Linked DNA regions of Homo sapiens: region 1 is linked to region 2. Evidence: chromatin contacts called from ENCODE Hi-C data. All regions are on one chromosome and are shown on one strand. The core of a region is the stretch at or near the end of the contact, and the rest is flanking DNA. Distances in the headings are between cores, read along the strand shown. Region 1 holds the start of AKAP9 (A-kinase anchoring protein 9). Region 2 holds the start of BET1 (Bet1 golgi vesicular membrane trafficking protein).

Region 1 (5,522 bases), core at 390-2,889, 2.1 Mb after region 2:
CCCCTCAGATTGCACAAGTGTAGGCTTTGGACTTCTAAAGATACCCTGATTCCCCTTTCCCACCATTTATAGATTCGAAAGTAAAAATTTACCTGGCTATATACAAGCATTTAAACCTTGATCTTAAATAGAGGGAGCTTATAGGAAAGTCAACTATATTTTAGAAATATGAAGCTAGTTTTTATATATATATTCATTTAACAAACTTGTGTTGAGCTTCTATCACTGCATCTCTGCGGTATGGCCCTTCATTGATAATAAATCACTAACCTGGTTTCCTTTGTTTATGTGAGGAGAAGAGAAAGGAAGAGAGGAAAAACAGTTACCTGTAATACAATTTTTGTCCAAGTATGACTGCTAACAATTATCTCTAAAAATAATATAATCCATAAAAGAAGACTTCATTGAAGGGAGGAAGGGGGCTTTTGAGCCCAGACAAAATATATGCTCAAATATGTAATTTTTAAAAGAAATATGCTACGCAGCTTATATTCTGTATATGTTAAATTTCTCATGAAGCCCAATGAACGATGCCTGTGTATAATTGTGTATTGTATTGTTTGCTTTACAGGCTTTTCCATAACCGTTCACACACACACACACACACACACACACACAACCAGGATTCGCCAGAGAGATATATAACAACTAAATTATTTAAAGCAGGAATTCTATAGGTGTTGGCATATGGAACCTTTCGGTCCTCAGAAGTTCCATTCACAGACTGCATTAACATTCCATAGGACACAAAAGCGCATGCCATGACAAAGACCTTCAAGTACAAACATACAAAGACACGCTTCTAAAAACGCCCCTAAAGCCAAGTTCACAGCTGGCACTTGTGGCACACACAAGCCACTGCTGAGACAGCTGTCACAGGCCAATCACACACACCCAAGAGTGCCAGCGTGCTACCTAAGGAAGACAAGCTGATGATCAGCGCACAAATCCCCAACCCAATAAAGAAAAGCCCTAAATCCCCACCCTGGAAAGCACAATGCCTGCACCACCCAGAAAACTCCTTAAAAAAATGAAAGATCGGAGGTTTAGAAGCAACTAAACACTAGTTTACAGCAATACAGTAAAAGGGGAGTTTTATTTGGACATTCACGAGAAAGGAGCCACAATATTCAATCCTCGCGGAAGTATTATCAGCTAGCACAAGGCTTTGTCCCCCAACTGGAAAAAGGGGAAAGGAGGAGGGCGAGGAGAGATGCAGACCCTAAGACCCTGCAGCACCTCCCTCTCGGGCAGTGCACTGGGGCTGCGGCGAACTCCGCTTCCCAGGCCCCCTCCCACCCCGTGCTAGCCACCGCCTCCCACCGCAGGCCCGGTTGCCTCGGGCTCTCCTACCTTGGCTTTGCCGGCCTCCAGCTTCTTCTGTCTCTCCTCGTCCTCCATGGCCTCTGCAAGGAAGGCAGGGGAAAACAGGGGTTGAGGGGTGGTTGGGGATAGAAAGGAAAGGTCGATTTGGACGGAGGTGGGACGGCAAGCTCCACGGCCTAGAGAGCCGATTCGGTCCGGCGCTCCCCCGCCCGAAGTGGAAGCAGTCTCCGCGCTCACTGGCGGATCGTCCTCAGCCGCACGGGAAGCGCCGTCACCGCCGCCGCCGCCGCCATCTTCGTCTCCACGTAAACACACGGCGAGGCGGGAGGGGCTGGAACGTCTGTCCGCGCAGCCGCCTCGTGGGCAGGTGCTCCTGGGGTGCCGCCCCGGCCCAGCCCTCCGGGGTCAACCCTTGCCAGGCCTGGGACCTGCCTCCTACCAGCGAGGATCCCGCCGTAGAGAGCGCCCTTCCCGCACATCAACGGCTCACAGGTGGCGGCCGAGCTGAGGGGTAGGAGAGACGGAGTGTGCCAGAGGCTCCTGGCCTGACCCCCACCCTCCGTCCGAGGAATCCACTGCTATTAAAACATGAGTTTTTTTTTTCCTTCAGGTTACAAAACTAACACACCTAATGGTGAAATTGGCGAACACCTACAAGCTCCAACGGAAAAGTTCCGGTGGGGGGTGGTGGGGGGGCGGACGCCAGGTTTTCTACCTACATTAACTGCTTGACTCAAGAATTATGAGAGCAGCTAATTGCTCTTATTACTTCCTTAGCCTGAAAAGTCCCTCCCTCTTCCCTCCACTGGTTCCCACTCAATCTCCGGTTCATCCTTATAGTCCCATCGCACACGCTGCCTCCAAATGGCTTTTCTGACCTCTTGTTCCCTCCACGGCAACCGAGACACATCCAGTCAAAACTTAGTCCCCTCCCCCGACTCTTTGGGGCTTCCCTTTAACAGTAGTGTTCTGAAAGGAGCCTGAGCTTTAGAACCTCGGTTAGGGACAATGCCAGACTACACTAACTTTCTAGCGTTAATGACAAGTTACCTATCCTCCCTGAGCCTACCTGGAATTTTTGGAAGGGTTGTTAATATATGTGACTGCCCTGACATATTAAAACGTCCTGAATAATGTCAGCTTTATTTCTCCTTGGACTTCCTTTAAGTACCCTGCACCATATTTTAATAATTTGTGTGCGTCTTAGTTCAGCTCATACTCCCAGCTCCTTGATGACAGAGACTCATCATAAGTCTTGCTCATCTTGGCTTTACTAAAATGACCAGCACAGAGCTCTGCACTCAATAAACGCTTTTTGGATTGAATTGAGCAGTGTTTATAAATTTAACATTACTATCTTTCCTTGTTTCCCCGACATGTGCTCCCTCAGTCCTTTGTGTTCGTCTCCCTGCCCTCCAATGCTCACATCCATTCCTGGAGTGAACTACACATTTTAATGTCTCTGGTTGATTACTCAGATTTATCATGTTTCTCCGTTGCTTTGAGCTAGGTTGGACTGAAAAACTAGCAGTTGTGAACAAAAAATAGGCTAAAATGAGTTCAAGCGTAGAAGTGGTGTTAAGTGAAAAATTGAGGTTAAAAAACAAAAAAGGAGATAATAAAGACCTTAAGTCTACCACAAACTGAAGATGAGTTTTAAATAGCCCTCATTTAGAAATCTTAGCTTTAAAAAAGATTTTTTTCTTAAGCTCCGTAATGCATACATTCTGCCAACTTCTAACAGCCAAGTGCATATTGTCCTGTTATCTCAACCTGAATTAGGAACCAGGTAAAATTAGACATTTTATCATAGGGATGAAAGAATTGAGGCAATAAGTGATTTACTTAGTCACCCATCAAATTAAGAGTAAGGACTAGAACTAAGTGTTCTAATAGTGCAGTGATTTAAATACTGCCTGGATTGAGGGATTATGAGTGTAGATGCTGATTGCCTAGGAGGGGGAAGCCCCAGGGTATCCAAAGCTATTCCTGTTTGTTAAAGGATACTGCTTTCTCGGTGACTAAATAAGTCAGCTGTTTGTAGGTGCTGAGAATGTTCAAGAATACCTTCCAAAGCAACAAGATTATTTCAATGTTTCCTTCACTGATAGCAGCCAATCATATACATGTCTAGTTTACATAATGGGTGCTCAATCAATGTTGAAAGTTAGATTTGTGTTAACTTCTATTAGAAGAGCAAGCATTGGGCACTAGTGTTCTGACTCTTCCTTATGGCACCTATTCTGTCATAACTTGTCATACCAATCATTAATTCATGTCATGTCATTCACTTACTCAGGTGATTCTTTCAGAAGATATTTCAGCAAAGACTTGAAAGAGATGAGGAGGCTGGGCGGGGTGGTGCACGCCTGTAATCCCAGCACTTTGGGAGGCTGAGCGGGGTGGATCGCTTAAGCTCAGGAGTTCGAAACCAGCCTGGGCAACATGACGAAACCCTGTCTCTACAAAATAAATAAATAAATAAATAAAAATAAAATACTGGGTGTGGTGGCGGGAGCCTGTAGTCCTAGCTACTCCAGAGCCTGAGGCGGGAGGATCACTTGAGGCCGGGAGGCCAAAGCAGTGAGCCCAGATTGTGCCACTGCACTCTAGAGTAAGGACCTAGACAACAGGTGACACTGTCCCAAAAAACAAGCAGGTGGTGGGTGGGGGTAGAGAGCCACGGAGATAGTTGAGGGTACAGCAAATCCAAAGAAAGGCCCTCAAGCGAGACCATGATGGACCTTCTCAAGGAAGAGTAGGAGGTGAGGGTGGCTAGAGTGGAATAAACAAGGGAAATAGTAGGAGATGAAGTCAGAAAAGTAACAGGGGGCCAGATCCTGTAGAGTTCTTTTCTTTCTTTCTTTCTTTCTTTTTTAAACGGAGCCTCACTGTGTCACCCAGGCTGAATGCAGTGGCCCAATCTTGGCTCACTGCAACCTCCCGGGCTCAAGCAATCCTCCCACGTCAGCCTCCTGAGTAGCTGGGGCCACAGGCGCACTCTGCCATAGCCAGCTTATTTTTGTATTTTTTGTAGAGGCAGGGTTTCACCATGTTGCCCAGGCTGGTCTGAAACTCCTGAGCTCAAGCAATCCGCCCGCCTCAGCCTCCCAAAGTGCTGGGGTTACAGGTGATCCACCATGCCCGGCTTCAGATCCTGTAGAGTTCTAAAGGTCATTGTAAGGACTTCAGCTTTTACTCTGGGTAAGATTAGGAGCCATTGGAGAATTTTGAGCAGATGAATGACATGATTTGGCTTATGTTGTTCACGGACATTTGGCTGCTATGAGGAGAAAGGGGGATCAGTTTGGATGTTATTTCAGTAATCCCAGATAATGGGAATTTGGGCCATAGTACTGTAGTGGAGGAAAAGATATGGAATCAGATTCTGGATATCTTTTGAACATAGAACCAATAGTATCATAGGAGTTGTATATTGGATATGAGGTTTGAGACAAAAAGAAAAGTCAAGGTTGACTCCAACATTTTTGGCTTGAGCAACTGAAGTGATGAAGTTGCCAGTAACCAAAATGGAGAAGAGAAAATCTGGGGACCAAGTGTTCAGTTTTGGACATGGTAATTTAGACATACACATTAGGCATCCAAGAACTGATGTCACCCTAAGACATCAGTTAGTCTGGATTCAGGAGACAGGTCCAAGCTAGAAATAGAAATGTGAGAGTAGTCAGTATTCAGGATGTAGATGGTATTTTAAGTTAAGGAATTGGATGAGATAATCTAGGGCCATGCTATTCAATACAACAGCTATTAGCTAGTCTGAATTGAGATGTGCTGTAAGTGTAACACTTTGGATTTGGAAGACTTAATATTAAAATAAAATAACAAAATATTGCACTATTTTTATATTATTAAAATGATTATATTTGGGACCTATTGGGTTTAATAAAATATATATTAATTTCACCAGTTTCTTTTTTTTTTAAATGAAGTTACTACAAAGTTTCAAATTACATATGTGGCTTGCATTTGTGGCTCACATTATTTTTCTATTGGACCATGCTGCTTTAAGGAGCAAGTTTAGATAGAAAGGTGTTACAAAGACTGAGTTTTGGAATACTTCAACTCTAAGAGGGAGGCAAGGTGAGCAGAATCTGCAAATGAGACTGAGAACAGTGGCTAGATATGTGAAAGGAATCAGTAGCCAAGCGAAGAAAGTGAAGGAGGAGGGAGTGATG
Region 2 (5,722 bases), core at 3,036-5,535:
CCTGTATACTCTACTCTCTTGCTTCCCTGTGAATTTCACTGCTCAATTTAAATGTTTCATTTTAATTCTATCTGTGGATATATATGTCCTCTGTATTCACTCATTCCCTCCTTTTTCTCTACCAATTATGGCCCTATTTCCTTTGAAAATTTCTTTCTGAGGACCAGGGCCAGGTTCAGGGGCCTGCAACCTTTGCAGTTGCATAAGGTTCCTTAATCAGAAGGCCCCCAAACTTGGCTTAATGCTCTGTGGTCACTGTCTTGAAATTCTTAATAATTTTACCTTTGGCCTTAAGTTTTGTATATAAAGTCTTATGGAACAAGAGATAGTGCCCACGATTGCAGGAGATATGTACAACATGCATTTTCATTGTTCTTTGCCACTTCATTTGAATATTACATTTGCAGTGACCCAGGAACACAGAATGCCAGTGGACCCATGACGCATGGGAGTTCAGAAACACTCAAAAAGAGTACAAAAGGTGTGTTAAGTTTGTGTCAGAATAAGTATGGACACTGACAGCCCCAAAAGGCCACGTGCTCTGCTTGAACCAGAACTTCTTCCACAGAAAGAAGAAAATGACCAAGGAACTCTATCACATACTTTTTTATCTTACATTGTTGTGTTAGCCAATTGTATTAAAAATGATGGCATAAAAGGAAAAGAATAGATAAGGCAACCCCTTGCTCTCTTTCTTTTAAGTCCCTCCTAACTCATCAGTAGGCTGAAGGTAGAATGTTGGTAGAGTATGTGCCTGTCAAGACATGAAATAAAATCTGTTGACTTAGTTTTGATGCAGTGTTTTGACTGCTCTGCCATGGTAAGAATGAAATACAGATTCATGTGTGAGGTATCTATTTAGGCCATTCTTGCATTTTTATAAAGACGTACCTGAGACTGGGTAATTTATAAAGAAAAGAGGTTTAATTGACACATGTTTCTGCAGGCAGTACAGGAAGCATAGTGCCAGCATCTGCTCAGCTTCTGGTAATGCCTCAAGGAGCTCTTACTCATAGCAGAAGGTGAAGCGGGAGAGGGCAGGTTACTTGGTGAGAGTGGGACCCAGAGAGACAGGAGGTGGTGCCACATACTTTTAGACATCAGATCTCGTGTGAACTCACTCAAGGGGATGGTGCTAAGTTATTCATGTGGGATCTGCCTCCATGATCCAAACATTTCCCACCAGGACTTACTTCCAACACTGGGGATTACATTTCAACATGATGTTTAGTTGGGACAAATATCCAAACCATATCAAAGTACAAAATACCAAATGTGTAATTTTAGTGATTTCACGAGTAGCGTGCTCTTATGTTTGCATTTAAAACTGTCATTGCACAATATAAAGATCAAGGGTAAAATTAATGCTAATAATTTATTTTTTTCTTTACTCAGAAGAATATTAAATAGCAAATAAAAACACCATGACAAGTTGGTGTGGGGAGGGGAGGAACGATGGTAGGGAGATTACAGAAGAAAACAGAAGAAAGAGAAGTTTTGTATCTTAATACCTTTAACTGAACTTTTCCCCTGTTTTCTGAACTAGAGGCACAACATTTTCATTTTGCCCTGAGCCCCACAAATTATGTGTCTGGCTCTGCTGAGGACTTTAAGGTTGGAATTGTGTGCCTAATTTTTACAAACTATGGCTGAAAAGCTTGCCATCAGTGCTAGTAATATTCCCAAATTATGGAAAAGACAGATCAAATTGGTGACTTTTTGCAAACTCCTTGAAAATATTCTTCGCATTCTTAAAACTTTTAAGTAAAACTCATTCTTTCTCAAACATGAATAACCAAAATAATTTTTAAACACTCTATTTCTTCTTTAATGGCTTTGCTTTATTTTATCACAAGTATTACAACATTATTTTCCTTCTATTGGTCTTGAAAATACGCGGTATTTCTGCTGTCCTATGGGTTACACAGACTTTGATTGGCCAGCATAGTAACTCTAACAGCCATGTGTTTTCTGGGCTGAGTTGGGAACCTGACCATCATTTCAGTCTTCAGGGAAAATGTGCTTTAAATACCAAACAACAAACTTAGAAACAAACTTTGTCCCATAGCTTGTTTGTAAATCAAGAGCTTTTTGTTTCTAGTTTACATTTTGTGACAGTTCAAATATGATACCCGAGATACTGAATTTGCTTCATGATTGAAAAATGTGTTAATGTTTATTGAACCAGTTTTGAGAGCTTGGTATGCTCTTTTCCCTTGGATTGGACTTGAAATTTGGTCAGGAAGAGGTAGGACAAATGGGCAGGCAGGAAGCAGACAGATAGGAGAAAGAAAAGTTCCAATTTTGCACCTCGATTCAGACATTTCCTGCTTTTATTCTTGCTTTTGTAATTACTAGAAGGAATACTTAATATTATTTTAAGTAATTTTTAGTCCTTTATCTCCTAGAGACCTACAAACATTAGATGTTTTCTGTGAGACTATCCTGTGAGAATAGAGAAGAGGTTCTAAATGCTATTCATCTCTGTGAAATTTATTTGCTTTCAATCAGTAAGAAAAGTTAAGGATTTTAATTTAAAAAGGAAAAAGCACAACGAGAAAAGTGAAAATGATTCCCTCTGATCGCTAATGTCAACTATGGTCACATTTAATAATTCTTTTTCTGCACATTGAGTTCATTTTTCCTGCCTCTTCCTTTGAGTGCAAATTTTTTTCAGATGACATTATCCTAATTTGATACTAGCAACGTTAGCTAAAAACAATAATTGGATTTTTTAGGTAACAACTTCAATATGAACTAGCTTTGCCTTACTTCAGTTATATTCTTAGTACATTATATATGTTTTCCTTTTAACTACATTTCATTCTTATGTCTTCCTACCATGTAAAGGAAGCAGTATATTTTATGTAATCTAAATGATTAGTTCTAGTAAATATTACCATATTTTCAAAAATAACGATTTCTACATTTCCATCAGCAAGCCTTCTGTAAGGCAATTTTTAAACGTTTTAATTATAGAACATGCATTTTTTTAACCAAAGGACTGTCACAGATTTTAAGTTATAAAGGGATACCTAGCTATCATTTCTTTTATTGAATCTCCATCTTTTATTTGTAATAATTGTCCCTGATATTATGCTTATTTAATTTCATTGCTTTTAGAAAATGGCGGTTTTATTTTAATGATTTTTTTCTATCAAAACACTATTGGATAAAGCCTCCTTCCCAGGTTAATAACTCTTATTAAAAATTGTTTTCATGTGTTTTTTACAAAAGCAACTTAACGCAGAGACTTATGCCAGTATTATAGTCAATGTTAATAATGTCCTGGGAAACTATGAGGAAACGCTAAATGATCAAAGATCACATATTCGGAAATCTCTAGTGTGGAGACGATTCCACTGCCATATATACAGCAGCAACAACAAAACCGCAGACACCCAGTGAATTTTGATCACCTACTGTGTATCAGGTTTTTTTGTTTTCCCTTCAAAAACCACGATTTCATCGTATTCTCACGATAAATCCTCTGAGATAAAATGAAATTCTAGGATTAACCTCGATACCAGTAACACCTCCAACTCGCCAACAAGTTTTAAACCCCTAATTGGCACACTGCCTTGTGTAAGCAGTATTTCAATAAGCTTTGTGTAAGTTAAAAAAAAAAAAGTGGGAGAGCGTTTAGGGGTCCTTTGGTCCCCATAACAACTAAAAGTCTTGGTTCTTTCTAGAAGTACAACAGATGCAGTAACAGGGAACTAACTATTCAGTGCCTCTGACCAGATCCCGCAGCCTTTCCTAGTCTGCTCTCATCTGAGCAGGAGTCCTACTCAAAGGAACCTGGTTTTCTTTCCTTTACTGGATACTACAAGGCACAAATCGGTTACTTCTGTGGGTGTCGGATTACTTGTTTGTAAACTGAGAAACCTGGACAAAGTTTTCTCTAACTTTCCCTGAATCGTCTCTGGAGGTGAGAGGGAGTTCGAGGCTAAATCAGGAAAGATACCCCAACCATCCTCTTGTGGGTGGGGAGGAGCAGATCTGCTGGGTTAAACTTGGTGGTCAACAAACTGAAAGCAGCGACCCGCGGGCTGCGAGCGGAACAGCGGGAACGTTGGATCAGAGACCCAGAATCAGAGCCGCAGTCGAAGCCGCCCCCTTTTCCGGACGCCCCGTCCGCTCCTGGAACCGGGTTCACATCACGCCCTCAGCAACACGTTATGCGTTGGTGAACTACATTTCCCAGAATGCCTTTCAACCTTCTTCCCAGGGCTCCAATGAGCGCCGTGGTGACGCCATCATCCGGCGCGGTGTTTAGACTCCACTGATGTCGTGGCGCTTTAGGGGAAGAAGTTGGTGTTTCGCTGGGCCCTGGTACTGAAGACGCGGTCCGGGTCGCCCCTAGCTGTTTCCTACTCACCCAAAGCCCCGCACCCGCCTTTTCTCTCTCTCCTCTGGCAGGATGAGGCGTGCAGGCCTGGGTAAGAAGAGGGCTGAGGTTCGAAGTTCGGGGCCCTAGAACCGGGAGCGCTGGGGCGCGGGAGGAAATCGAACCTGTCTTATGTTCCTGGCATTTGGTCCAAAAAACAGGATGTCTAGAGGGGATCTTTGGGGTCCATGTCGAGTGGAAACACACCATTTGTCCCAGATCTTTGGAATTTCCTTAAGTTTGAGTCAGATTCAAGTTTGGATGGTAGGCTAGAGAAAGTAGTGGACTAGGGGTGGGTGTGTACAGGTGGCATCTCAGTGGTCGAGTGTTTTAGTGTTATTGACTGAGCGTGGTTATGGACGCTGCTATGTTTTCCAAAGCCCGACTCCGGTTTCTGTTTCCCTACTGGCCCTGGATCTTAGTTTCTTCAGAAGCGGAATTTGAAGAGTGGGTGGTTGCACCCAAAGCACGCTAGTAATGGTCGTTAATCTGGTAACAGTGAGTTACAAAGGTAAATGTATGTGTCATTATTGTTAAAGGTCCTGGAACTGGAACTTCTGGGTCAAAGGCGATTTCTTAATCTGAACCTTGTGCCACGGTTAAGGCAGTAGAACGTGGTTAAGGTTTGGCGACTTAACATTTGATCTTTACCTTTGGGGTTAGGAAACTGGCTCATCAGCAAGAATAAGTTAGACACAAGGAATTTTAATGGACCCTTATAGTAACGCACAGCTACTAGAACGGCATTTTCTGGTTCTGAAGCTTTCTCTTAGGACACGATTTTTTTTTTAAAGAAGACCCCGCTAAATTAGAGTGCAGTATACTTCAGAAAATAAATGAAACATTTGAAAAAAGATATTACCTTTCTCAGTCATTATAAGATTGAAAAAAGAAAAAAAAAATCCCCAAAGTGTCAGATATTTAAAGTCAGTGAAAGTTGCCAATAACCGTAGACTTGTTTATTGATCAATAAATTGTAGTATGAGAAAGTTTTTTGTTTTTTTAATGAAGTTTTTATGAATACTTAGATCATAGAAAATGGGGCCAGGTAAATTGAAGAGAAAAAAAAAAGAAATAATTTTGAGCAAGTTTAGCTTTATATGTCTAAATGTTTTTCTTGTTCATCATCCTTAATACCAAAAAAGATTTATTGTGTGCTTGAGTAAGCTCTAGGTATACAGTTGTTTGTTGCCCTGTTTGTGATCCCCAAAGCTTCCAGTCTAGGTGGGGAGTAGGAATATGTGCAAAGATAAATTGTAGTACAAAGTGTCGCTATACATCCAAATACCAGATAAGTTCTACATATAAGGGATGGTCTCAGAGATTTCAGAG

The links. A loop is a pair of places that touch in the nucleus more often than their neighbours do. Pooled maps may share reads with other maps.
Region 1: a loop to region 2 is called in a map of CD8-positive, alpha-beta T cell, with 10 times the contacts of the local background. The contact joins the promoter of AKAP9 here to the promoter of BET1 in region 2. A Hi-C loop is called at or near these places in 3 of 168 maps with a recorded cell type or tissue (CD4-positive, alpha-beta memory T cell, CD8-positive, alpha-beta T cell and naive thymus-derived CD4-positive, alpha-beta T cell), 1 of 37 single-sample maps with no recorded cell type and 10 of 50 pooled maps.

What each region holds. Positions count from the first base shown.
Region 1 is chr7:91,936,979-91,942,500 of GRCh38, reverse strand. AKAP9 (A-kinase anchoring protein 9) reads right to left here and starts at 1,639. Exons shown (of 50, transcript NM_005751.5): 1 at 1,354-1,639. The coding sequence starts at 1,401. LOC124901698 (a long non-coding RNA gene) reads left to right here and starts at 1,650. Exons shown (of 2, transcript XR_007060431.1): 1 at 1,650-1,837; 2 at 1,937-2,651. RefSeq lists enhancers at 1,349-1,498, 1,537-2,098 and a silencer at 1,699-1,808.
Region 2 is chr7:94,002,918-94,008,639 of GRCh38, reverse strand. BET1 (Bet1 golgi vesicular membrane trafficking protein) reads left to right here and starts at 4,285. Exons shown (of 4, transcript NM_005868.6): 1 at 4,285-4,442. The coding sequence starts at 4,424. RefSeq lists enhancers at 3,719-4,348, 4,359-4,408, 3,863-4,468, 4,469-5,075.